2 separate regions of the Homo sapiens genome follow, and region 2 is linked to region 1. Evidence: read pairs that join two places in POLR2A ChIA-PET (ENCODE). Cell type or tissue: Panc1. All regions are shown on one strand. Links, peaks and the distances in the headings refer to the core of each region. The heading gives the core; the rest is flanking DNA. Region 1 has its middle 26 kb from the start of CACNG6. Region 2 has its middle 13 kb from the start of LILRB4.

Region 1 (5,373 bases), core at 124-5,123:
ATTTTTATTTTATGTATTTTTTTTGAGGCAGGGTCTGTTGCCCAGGCTGGAATGCAGGGACACGATCATGGCTCACTGCAGCCTCCAGGCTCAAGTCATCCCCCCACCTCAGCCTCCTGAGTAGCTGGGACTACAGGTGTGCACCACGATGCCTGGCTAAACTACATGACACATATATCCTCTCACCGCAGTTAAAATGGCTTTTATAGGCCTAATCCAGCACTTTGGGAGGCCGAGGCGGGCGGGTCACCTGAGGTCAGGAGTTCAAGACCAGCCTGGCCAACATGGCAAAACCCCGTCTTTACTAAAAATACAAAAATTAGCTGGGCGTGGTGGTGGGTGCCTGTAATCACAGCTACTCAGGAGGCTGAGGCAGGAGAATCGCTTGAACCAGGGGGAAAGGGGTTGCAGTGAGCCAAGATCACGCCACTGCACTCCAACCTGGGCGACAGAGAGAGACCCTGTCTCAAAAGAAAAAAAAAAAGTGATTGTGGCAAAGAAGGGCTTTTCTCAAAGACATTGCTTCATCTGTAACCACAAGCCTCATTTCTTTACTGTACTCCACCCTTTGGTGGAGTAACTTATCAACATGGGCTCAGTTTTGAAGAACTGATTACCTAAACAAAAAAGATATTTAGTTACCTTGCCTAACAGGAAGATTTTGTGCAAAAACTCATGCATGTTGCTAAGAACCAAGCCCTTTCTGTTTTACCACTCATGTCTTCAATGTTTGGCCTGTTGCCTCCTGGTCACCCATGACCCGGGGCAGCTCCACACATTGTGTCCTGTCCAGACCATGCTCAAGGGTGAGGCAACAGCTCAACAACTCCCTTCTCCCCTTCTATCTTCCTTGTTTTTTTTTTTTTTTGGAGACGGAGTCTCGCTCTGTTGCCCAGGCTGGAGTGCAGTGGCGTGATCTTGGAGGCAACCTCCGCCTCCAAGGTTCAAGCGATTCTCCTGCCTCAGCCTTCCGAGTAGCTGAAATTACAGGCACCTACCACCATGCCCAGCTAATTTTTGTATTTTTAGCAGAGATGGGGTTTCACCATATTGGCCAGGCTGGTCTTGAACTCCTGACCTCGTGATCTGCCCACCTCAGCCTCCCAAAGTGCTGGGGCTACAGGCGTGAGCCACCGCGCCTGGCCTCCTTCTAGCTTCTTATCAGGGAGTGATACCCATTTCAGAACCTCCTCATGCTCACTTCTCTTTATTTCATAGTGGTCGTAAACTATTCTTTACCCATGCCTGGACTTTATTTTTGTGGTAAAATCTTACCGTTACTTAAAGCAAGATTTTACCATTCTAACTATTTAAAAAATGTACTATACTTACTGATACTAAGTACATAAGTACCTCCAAAATGTTGTGCAAGCATTGCCACTATCTAGTGTCAGGAAAAAAAATTTTTTTTTTTTTTGAGACGGAGTCTTGCACTGTTGCCCAGACTGGAGTGAAGTGGTGTGATCTTGGCTCACTGCAACCTCCACCTCCTGGGTTCGTGCCATTCTCCTGCCTCAGCCTCCCGAGCAGCTGGGACTACAGGTGCCCATCACCACGCCCAGCTAATTTTTTGTACTTTTTTTAAGTAGAGACGGGGTTTCACCATGTTAGCCAGGATGGTCTCGATCTCCTGACCTCATGATCTGCCCACCTCAGCCTCCCAAAGTGCTGGGATTACAGGCGTGAACCACCGCGCCTGGCCTTTTTTTTTTTTCTTTTTTTTCAAGACAGGGTCTCACTCTGTCTTCCAGGCTGGATTGCAAGGGTGCAATCACAGCTCACTGCAGCCTTGACCTTCTGGGCTCAAGTGATCTTCCCACCTCAGCCTCCCGAGTAGCTGGGACCGCAGGCATGCACCGCCATGCCTGGCTAATTTTTGTATTTTTTTTTTATAGGGAACTGGCTTTCACCATGTTGCCCAGGCTGTTCTTGAACTCCTGAGCTCAAGCGATCTGCCTAACTTGGCCTCCCAAAGTGCTGGGATTAAAGGTGTGAGCCCCAGCACCTGGCCTAGCATCAGAAACTTTTAATCACCCCGAAAGAAAATCTCTCAGATGAGGCATTTAACAAATGTTAGCTATTGTTATTATCAGTAGTAATAGTAATAGGAGAAGGAGGAAGAGGAAGAAGAAAAGGAAGAAAGAAGTAAAAGGAGGAGGAGGGAGGGATGAGAGGGAAAGGGAAAAAAGACGAGGAAAAGATGAGAAGGGAGGGGAGAAAAAGAGAGAGACAGAGAGAGAGAGAGAGAGAGAGATGAGAGATGGGCTGTGTCCAGAGGCTCTGGGGTGCAGGGATGAGAAATTCTTCAGAAGTTGATGATCTGGGCACCCTTGTCATCTCCTATCTTGCTTCCTAGGCTCAGCCCTGCCCACATTCCTTCTGCTAGGAAACCACCCAGGGACTTGCTCCTTTCTGCCCTAACACCACTGTTGCCAGGCAACCTTCTAGTACTTCTCCAGCTGTCATCCTTCATGAAGCATTGGGCCTCTTTCCAATTCCGGCTAAAGTCAGAACCCTCAGAAGAGAAATTGAGGAAGGAGAGATTTCATGAGAGGTTATAAAATTAAAATAGGCTGGACGCGATGGCTCATGTCTGTAATTGCAGCACTTCGGGAGGTTGAGGTGGGCAGATCGCTTGAGCTCAGGAGTTCAAGACCAGCTTGGGCAACATGGTGAAATCTCATCTCTTTAAAAAAAAAATTTAAATTGGCCTGGTGTGGTGGCATGCACCTGCAGTTCCGGCTATTCAGCAGGCTGAGGTGGGAGGATCACTTGAGCCTGGGAGGTCAAGGCTGCAGTGAGCTGTGATCACGCCACGGCACTCCAGCCTGGGTGAAAGAGAGAGACCCTGTCTCAAAAAAATTAATTTAATTAAAATAGCTACTGTTGGAACACTCATACATAGCACTGTGCATCAGCAGCAGCAGCAGCTAATTTATTTTATTTTATTTTATTTATTTTATTTTATTTTGAGACAGGGTCTCACTCTGTCACCCAGGCTGGAGTGCAGTGGCATGATCTCGGCTCACTGAAACTCCATCTCCTGGGTTCAAGTGATTCTCCTGCCTCAGCCTCCTCAGTAACTGGGACTACAGACACTTACCACCATACCCAGCTAGTTATTTTGTATTTTTTGTAGAGATGATGGCCCGGCCGCCTCTGAGACCTTCTAATCTCCTTTAGTTCAAATGCTCCACCTGACAAACGTCATCCTTACTTCGGGGGTATTGTTTTCTGAGCCCCAACAATACATTGTTTCATAGGATGATGTGATTCCAGTCATTTGTCTTTGTGAGGTCTGTAATTCCTTCTCCCACTTCTGATCAATCTATGTTATATCTCTGCCTTCCCCTCCCTCCAGTCTCTCCCCACCCAGAGCTGAAGCCTGAACTGGCCGTGGGGGAACCACTCGGAGTGTGGTCAGGGAGGGTTTGGGGGAAAATTGCCATCTCCCTTTTCTCTTGAGTCTCTGGCTTTGAACCTTCCCTGCCCTGACCCCGGGTAAGAAAGAGTTTTCAGAATGATGACCCCACTGGACAAAGAGCCATTCCCACCAGGTGCGGTGGTTCATGTACCTGGGAGGCCGAGGCAGGAGAATCATACGAGCCTTGGTGTTTGAGACCAGCCTGGGCAACACAGTGAGACCCCATCTCTATTTATTTATCTTTTTTTTAATGAAGAGTGGCCAGGCACGGTAGCTCATGCCTGTAATCCCAGCATTTTGGGAGGCCAGGGCGAGTGGGTCACTTGAGACCAGAAGTGCAAGACCAATGTAGGCAACAGTGGGAGATCCCCATCTCTACAAAAAATACAAAAACTTAGCTGGCTGTGGCTGTGTGTGCCTGTAGTCCCAGGGATTTGGGGGACTGAAGCACGAGAATCGCTTGAACCTGGAAAGTCGAGGCTGCAGTGAGCCATGATTGTGCCATTGCACTCCAGCCTGGGGGACAGAGTGAGACTCCATCTTGAAAAGAAAGAAAGAAAGAGAGAAAGAAAGAAAGAGAGAGAGAAAGAGAGAAAGAGAAAGAGAAAGAAACAAAGAAAGAAAGAAAGAAGAAAAAAGAAAGAAAGAAAGAAAAAGGAAGAAAGGAAGGGAGGGAGGGAGGAAGAGAGAGAGGCCAGACGCAGTGGCTCGCGCCTGTAATTCCAGCAGTTTGGGAGACTGAGGCGGGTGGATCATGAGGTCAGGAGATCGAGACCATCCTGGCTAACAAGGTGAAACCCCGTCTGTACTAAAAAAAAATACAAAAAAATTAGCCAGGCTTGGTGGCGGGCGCCTGTAGTCCCAGCTACTCGGGAGGCTGAGGCAGGAGAATGGCGTGAACCTGGGAGGTGGAGCTTGCAGTGAGCCGAGATTGCACCACCGAGCTCCAGCCTGGGTGACAGAGCGAGACTTCGGCTCAAAAAAAAAAAAAGAAAAAGAAAGAAGGAAAGAAAGAAAGAGAGAGAGAGAGAGAAGAAAGAAAGAAAGAGGAAGAAAGAAAAGAAGGAAGGAAGGAAGGAAGGAAGGAAGGAAGGAAGGAAGGAAGGAAGGAAGGAAGGAAGGAAGGGCCATTCCCCCAAGACCAACTATCTCCGCCACCCCCATGGCAGATGTCTCTTGAGGCTTCCCTGACCTGGCTGGGCACAAAGTCAAACAACAAAAAAAAAATTGTGGACTCTCTTGTCTCCTAGCACTTAACTTGGTTTATAATTGCACGCTCATTACTTCAGTGATGTGATTAGTATCTGTTTCCATCAGCAGGCTGTCAGCTCGTCGTCGGGGGTCCCTGTTTACTCTGTAAGTGCCACTTGAGAAAAACTAACAGCAAAGGCAGATCGAGTTGCGACCACGTGCCAGGCGGTCTCCTGGGAGCTTTGCAGGGCTCATGATGGCGTTTACTCCCGACGGTGACTCCTGGGAGTAGGTACAGGATTGAGCTCACGCACCGTCTTTAGGGATGAAGGAACGAAGACAGAGAGAGGTGAAGCTGTTGCCCCAGCCATAGGTCGGGGAGCTGGGCTTTCACACCAGCCTGGCTCCCAGGTGCCCAGGCACTGCGGGGCACTTCTGCTTGTTGAATGGAAGAATGCAGAATTAGAAACAAAAATCGCATGGTCAGCTGGGCGCGGTGGCTCACGCCTGTAACCCCAGCACTTTGGGAGGCGGAGGTGGGACGATCACTTGAGGTCAGGCGTTCAAGACCAGCCAGGCCAACGTGGTGACACCCCATCTGTGCTAAAAATACAAAAATTAGCTGGGTCTGGTGGCGCACACCTGTAATCCCAGGTACTGGGGTGGCTGAGGCACAAGAATTGCTTGAACCCGGGAGGCGGAGGTTGCCGTGAGCCGAGATCGCACCACTGCCCTCCAGCCTGGGCGACAGAGTGAGA
Region 2 (5,373 bases), core at 230-5,229, 660 kb before region 1:
CTCTCCCCCTCCGTCCCTCCCTCCCTCCCTCCCTCTCTCTCTCTCTCTCTCTCTCTCTTTCTTTCTTTCTTTTTGATGGAGTCTGGCTCTGTCACCCAGGCTGGAGTGCAGCGGCACGATCTCGGCTCACTGCAACCTCTGCTCCTGGGTTCAAGCTATTCTGCCTCAGCCTCCTGAGTAGCTGGGATTACAGGCACCTGCACCGTGCCCAGATAATTTTTGCACTTTCAGTAGAGAAGGGGTTTTGCCATTTTGGCCAGGCCGGTCTCAAACTCCTGACCTGAGGTGATCCTCCTGCCTCGGCCTCCCAAAGTGCTGGGATTACAAACGTGAACCACCACGCCCGGCCTCCAAACCACTTTTCACAGTCACCGAAAAATTTCACAATCATGCCAGCAGTGCGTGAAGGTTCTCTTTCCGCACACCCTTCCTGACATTTGTTATTTTTCAGAATATGGCCAATCCAGTGTTTGAAGTAGTGTCTCACTGTGGATTCCTATGAATTTTTATAATAAGTAATGGTTTGGGTGTCTTTTGATGTGCTCACATTTATTCCTATATCTTGGGAGGATGTTGATAGAGGGGTCCAAAATTCCAGTTTGACAGAATAACTTCCAGATCTATGCTACAACATGGTGACTATAGTTAATAACGATATATTCTATTCTTGAAAATCACTGTGAGAGTAGATTTAAGAGTTCTCACCACAAACAGTAGTAAGTATGTGAACTGATGTGTATGTTTATTAGATCGATTTAGCCAACCCACAAATAGGAATGTTGCAATACCACATGTTGTATACAGTAAAAATATACAATTTAGGGAAACTTTTTTTTTTTTTTTTTGAGACGGAGTCTCTCTTTGTCGCCCAGGCTGGAGTGCAATGGCACAATCTTGGCTCACTGCAAGCTCCGCCTCAATTTAGGGAAACATTTTAAAAGCTGTGTTACTAACATGAAGTTCTACATTCACACGACTAATGCCAGCTTCAATGGACACGGGTTGGAGGTTTCTTACCTGAGACCATGAGCTCCAGTGATATGGCTTTGGTGACTAGGGTTTTTGGTCTCATGCCAGTTTAGATAAAACAATAAGGACACACGTGGAGTGGTTTTAAGGAGCAAAAAGTTTAATAGGCAAGAAAGAAGAAAGAAAGAAGAAAAGAGCTCCTCTGTACAGAGCCAAGGGAGGGGAGCTTGGAACAAAGAAGAACCCCGTGTGTGGTGGAAAAGTGGTTGCTTATATTGGGAGGCTGGAGGAGGCAAGTGTCTGGTTTGCATAGGGCCCAGGGGATTGGTTAGGCCAGGTGTGTCATTTACATAGCCCTCGAAAAACTTGTTCCTCCCACCTTAGCCTTTTAATATGCAAATGTGGGCCACCATGATGCTTTGTGTTATTTGGAGGTGGCCATCACGCTTGGCACAGGTGGTGATAAGAAGATGGCAGAAATCACCATATTGCATGAACCCATGTTTTAATGGCCAGCATTTGAATTTTAAAGCTTGCCGGCCAGGCTCTTTAAGACAGCTTCTCTGTTAGAAAAGAGATGGTTCAGGGGTTGTTTCTTATTACAGGAAAATTTCCACCAAGAACCTTTACCCTTACTATGTGCCTAAAATAATTCCTTAATAACTCCTGTATTATTCCTCCCCTTAAAGAGAGGCAAAGCTAACTGCTGTTAGTGCGTGTTGGATCATGTTTCTTTCTGGCTACTTCCTGCTGAAAAGGGGTGTTGTGTGGGGGAACAGCAGTTGGGCCTTTTTCTGAGGTTGATTTAAGGTTTCTCAAAAGAATGGCGTGTCCATGTGTGGCTTTGCTTGCAGCACCATTTGGAGTTTAATTACTTTTAGGCAAAAAGAGAGAAATTTTACAAGAAGGTTTAAAATATAGGGTTAGAATATGAGTATTAAGATTACCACCATTGGGGCTGGGTGTGGTGGTTCATGTCTGTAATCCCAGCACTTTGGGAGGCCAACGCGGGCAGATCACCTGAGGACAGGAATTCAAGACCAGCCTGGCCAGCATGGTGAAACCTCATCTCTACTAAAAATACAAAAATTAGCCGGGCATGATGGTGAGTTCCTGTAATCCCAGCAACTTGGGAGGTTGAGGCAGGAGAATCACTTGAACCCGGGAGGCGGAGGTTGCAGTGAGCTGAGGTTGTGCCACTGCATTCCAGCCTGGGCAACAGAGCAAGACTCTGTTTCAAAAAAAAAAAAAATACCATCGTTAGTGGCAGTCCTACAGACCCTAAGTGACAGTGGAGTTTGACACCTGTTGTTGTATCAATGGATTGCAATACAGGTTTTCCTCCACTAGATGTCGGTGTACATTACCAGGAACGTTACTGTAAAAGTAACTTTTTCCTAGAGAAAAGCATATGTTTCCTCCTTAACGTGCCAGTAGAGAATAACTTTAGGCTTAGGCCATTTTTACTACTTGCAGTATGATTGGGAGAAATACATTATTGGGTGGCTAAAATAACTTTAGCGTTAATTTTGACTTTTTTTAATTATTAAATTTTTTATGACTTTCACAGACTCTCTTACAACACACTTAAACTTTTAGACTTGTCCTAAACATTCTTCCTTTAAACAACCAGTTATTTTCTTTTAGGACAAGTATTCACCATACAAAATCCTTTTTTATGTAAATGTTTTTATAACCTTTTTATAGCTTACAGTGCATTATATCACCAACCTTTGGTAAAAAGTTTTATTACACTTAATGCTAGTAAAACTTTAATGCTTGCTTTTTATTCGTTACTATTACTTCTGCTATAAGCAAAACAACCTTGATTAAATTTTTTCTGCAATTATTAATTTTGTTATAAGGATGATAATCAGGCAAAATATTACCACAATTACAATTTTACAACCAGAATTCTACATTGTGGGTGCCACAGAGTATAGTTTCATTGCAAATAGCAGTGTGACTACAACAATTTTCACAAGAATGGCTTTTTTTTTTTTTCTGGCCAGTAATTTTTGTTTAAAACTTTACTTGCTGGCCGGGTGTGGTGGCTCACACCTGTAATCCCAGCACTTTGGGAGGCCCAGGCGGGTGGATCACGAGGTCAGGAGATCGAGACCATCCTGGCTAACATGGTGAAACCCCGTCTCTCTAAAAATACACAAAATGAGCCAGGCGTGGTGGCGGGCGCCTGTAGTCCCAGCTACTCGGGAGGCTGAGGCAGGAGAATGGTGTGAACTCGGGAGGCGGAGCTTGCAGTGAGCTGAGATTGCACCACTGCACTCCAGGCTGGGCAACAGAGCGAGACTCTGTCTCAAAAAAAAAAAAAAAAAAACTTGCCAAGATATAACATTTTCCTTTGGGGATTCAGAAAGTTACAAATGTGATTTTATGAATATTTAAATTTTGCTGCAAATAAGTGTTAAAAAGAAGTTTTAATATTTGGCCGTGAACTTTGTGAGAAAAGGTTAGAAATAATAAAACATATTTGGTGGGTAGGAGTGGGACTGAGTAAGATGTGTAGCCCTTACTTAGTTACTTATCTTCTATGATTTTTAGCTTAAGATCTTCTATTTTTTTACATTAATATTTAGCTTTTTTTTTTTTTACTGTTAGGGGTTGGTTTTTTAGCTTTTTGGCTTTGACTTGAGTGTGATGCATGTAGAAGTTGATTCCTGTAACTTTTACTGCCGAGGAGGTTGAAAGACGAACAGTGTAGGGCCCTTTTTAGCTTGGCTTAGGGAAGGAGACAGAGATGAGAGTTCTTACTAATACTAAATTTCCTGAGTTAAATAAAGGTGGTTTTATTTCCTAGGGCTGGGCTTCTGCTATTGTGTCAATTTTTGTTGGAAGTGAGCTAGAGAGGTTACGTGGTTAACCATTCTAGAGGTTTCCCGTCTGAAAACAATGTTTGAGCCCATTGATAAGTTTTATTTTTTCCTGAGTGAAAAGCTTAGGACTTCAAGAACTTTCTGTTGGCTGGAGGCTGACCAATAAATTTGCCATCCTGACTGTAGCCATCCTGAGGGCTGAAAAGTATGCCCTTGAGAAGTGGCTTATTCTATTTTTTCAGGGGAATACTGAGGTGTGATTTCTCTTATGGAGCCTTTTTAGATTAGAAGGGGCTTGAAGTGCATTAAGGCCTTGAAGCTTTTATGCCTTTGACTTAGCTGCCCGATTGGCTAACTTATTTCCTTTGGCTACCTTATTGTTTATTCTTTGATGTTTCTTACAATGCATCCCTGCTACTTTTTGTGGAAGAAAAAATAAGAATAACTTGCTAATTTTTTGGTGATTTTTTATAGGAGATTTATTAGCAGTAAGAACATGTTTTTTTGTTTTAAATGGCAGCATGAGCATGGAGAACCAAGAAAGCATACTTGGAGTTAGTGTAAATGTTAGCTGCCTTTTCCTTGCTTAATTTAAGTGCTTTTTAAAGAGCTATTAACTCAGCTAATTGAGTGTTTGTGCCTGGAGAGAGTGACTACTGCTTATTCTGCCTTATTTACTTTTTGCTTTACGGGCTGTTTACCAGCTAAGAGCTCCCCCTAGAGGACAGTGATTCTGCTACATTATGTGGGCTGTAAACAGTTAAATTATTTTTATTTTCTAGGGTTAACTTGCAGGCTTTTCTGACTAGTAGAGCTATCATGACAATGGCTTCAATGGCTTGAAAGCATGTTTTTTTGATTTTTTGTTTGTTTGTTTGTTTGTTTTAGATGGAGTTTCACTCTTGTTGCCCAGGCTGGAGTGCAATAGAGCGATCTCGGCTCACTGCAACCTCTGCCTCTTGGGTTCATGCAATTCTCCTGCCTCAGCCTCCCAAGTAGCTTGGATTACAGGCATGTGCCACCACACCTGGCTAATTTTTTGTATTTTTAGTAGAGATGAGGTTTCTCCATGTTGGCCAGACTGGTCTTGAACTCCCAACCTCAGGTGATCCACCCACGTCAGTCTCCCAAAGTGCTGGGACTACAGGCGTGAGCCACCGTGCCTGACCGAAAGCATGTTTTAACTAAGATTGAGAAAATATTGGATTAGACTTTTTCCTAAGATGCCCCTTACGGTTGTGATGAAGGAAGAAGGGAGGCCTGGATTAGAGAATAGAAAAGAGAGAGAGACTAGCTTTAGTGTTTAGAAGGAGGTCTACTTTCCTTCCTTTAATTTCCAGAATTATCCAGGGCTCTTGTGCTATAATGGCAGTTTGAGCTACTGGAGCCTAGGTTCAAGCACCAGGATCCATCAGTTTTGCTGGACCATCTGTGAGACTGGTTTTGAACTCAGTGACCTCCATGTCTGGGGGCAGTTCTGTTTTCAGTGGTTTTTGCCACAGGCTGGACAGAGTGGAGGTTGCTTCATTTTGCTGACTGGACATTCTGGCCTGCTACACTAATAGCAACT

What was found. ChIA-PET counts read pairs that join two places held together with the same protein. Peaks named below come from ENCODE experiments on the same cell type or tissue, not always from the same donor. Only the 100,000 strongest peaks of a DNase experiment are listed, where the experiment ranks them.
Region 2: POLR2A ChIA-PET joins it to region 1 with 5 read pairs; 1 of 35 experiments calls an interaction of 5 or more read pairs at or near these places.

The regions. Positions count from the first base shown.
Region 1 is chr19:54,014,511-54,019,883 of GRCh38, reverse strand. No RefSeq gene overlaps it. Among named protein-coding and RNA genes, the nearest start is that of CACNG6, 26 kb to the right of the region's middle. In Panc1, for the core only: no CTCF peak of the experiment used is centred there; no DNase peak of the experiment used is centred there; H3K27ac peaks cover 4,885 bases.
Region 2 is chr19:54,673,368-54,678,740 of GRCh38, reverse strand. No RefSeq gene overlaps it. Among named protein-coding and RNA genes, the nearest start is that of LILRB4, 13 kb to the right of the region's middle. In Panc1, for the core only: CTCF peaks have their summits at 1,977, 2,300 (motif pointing right), 4,317 and 4,520 (motif pointing left); DNase peaks (open chromatin) are centred at 2,320 and 4,510.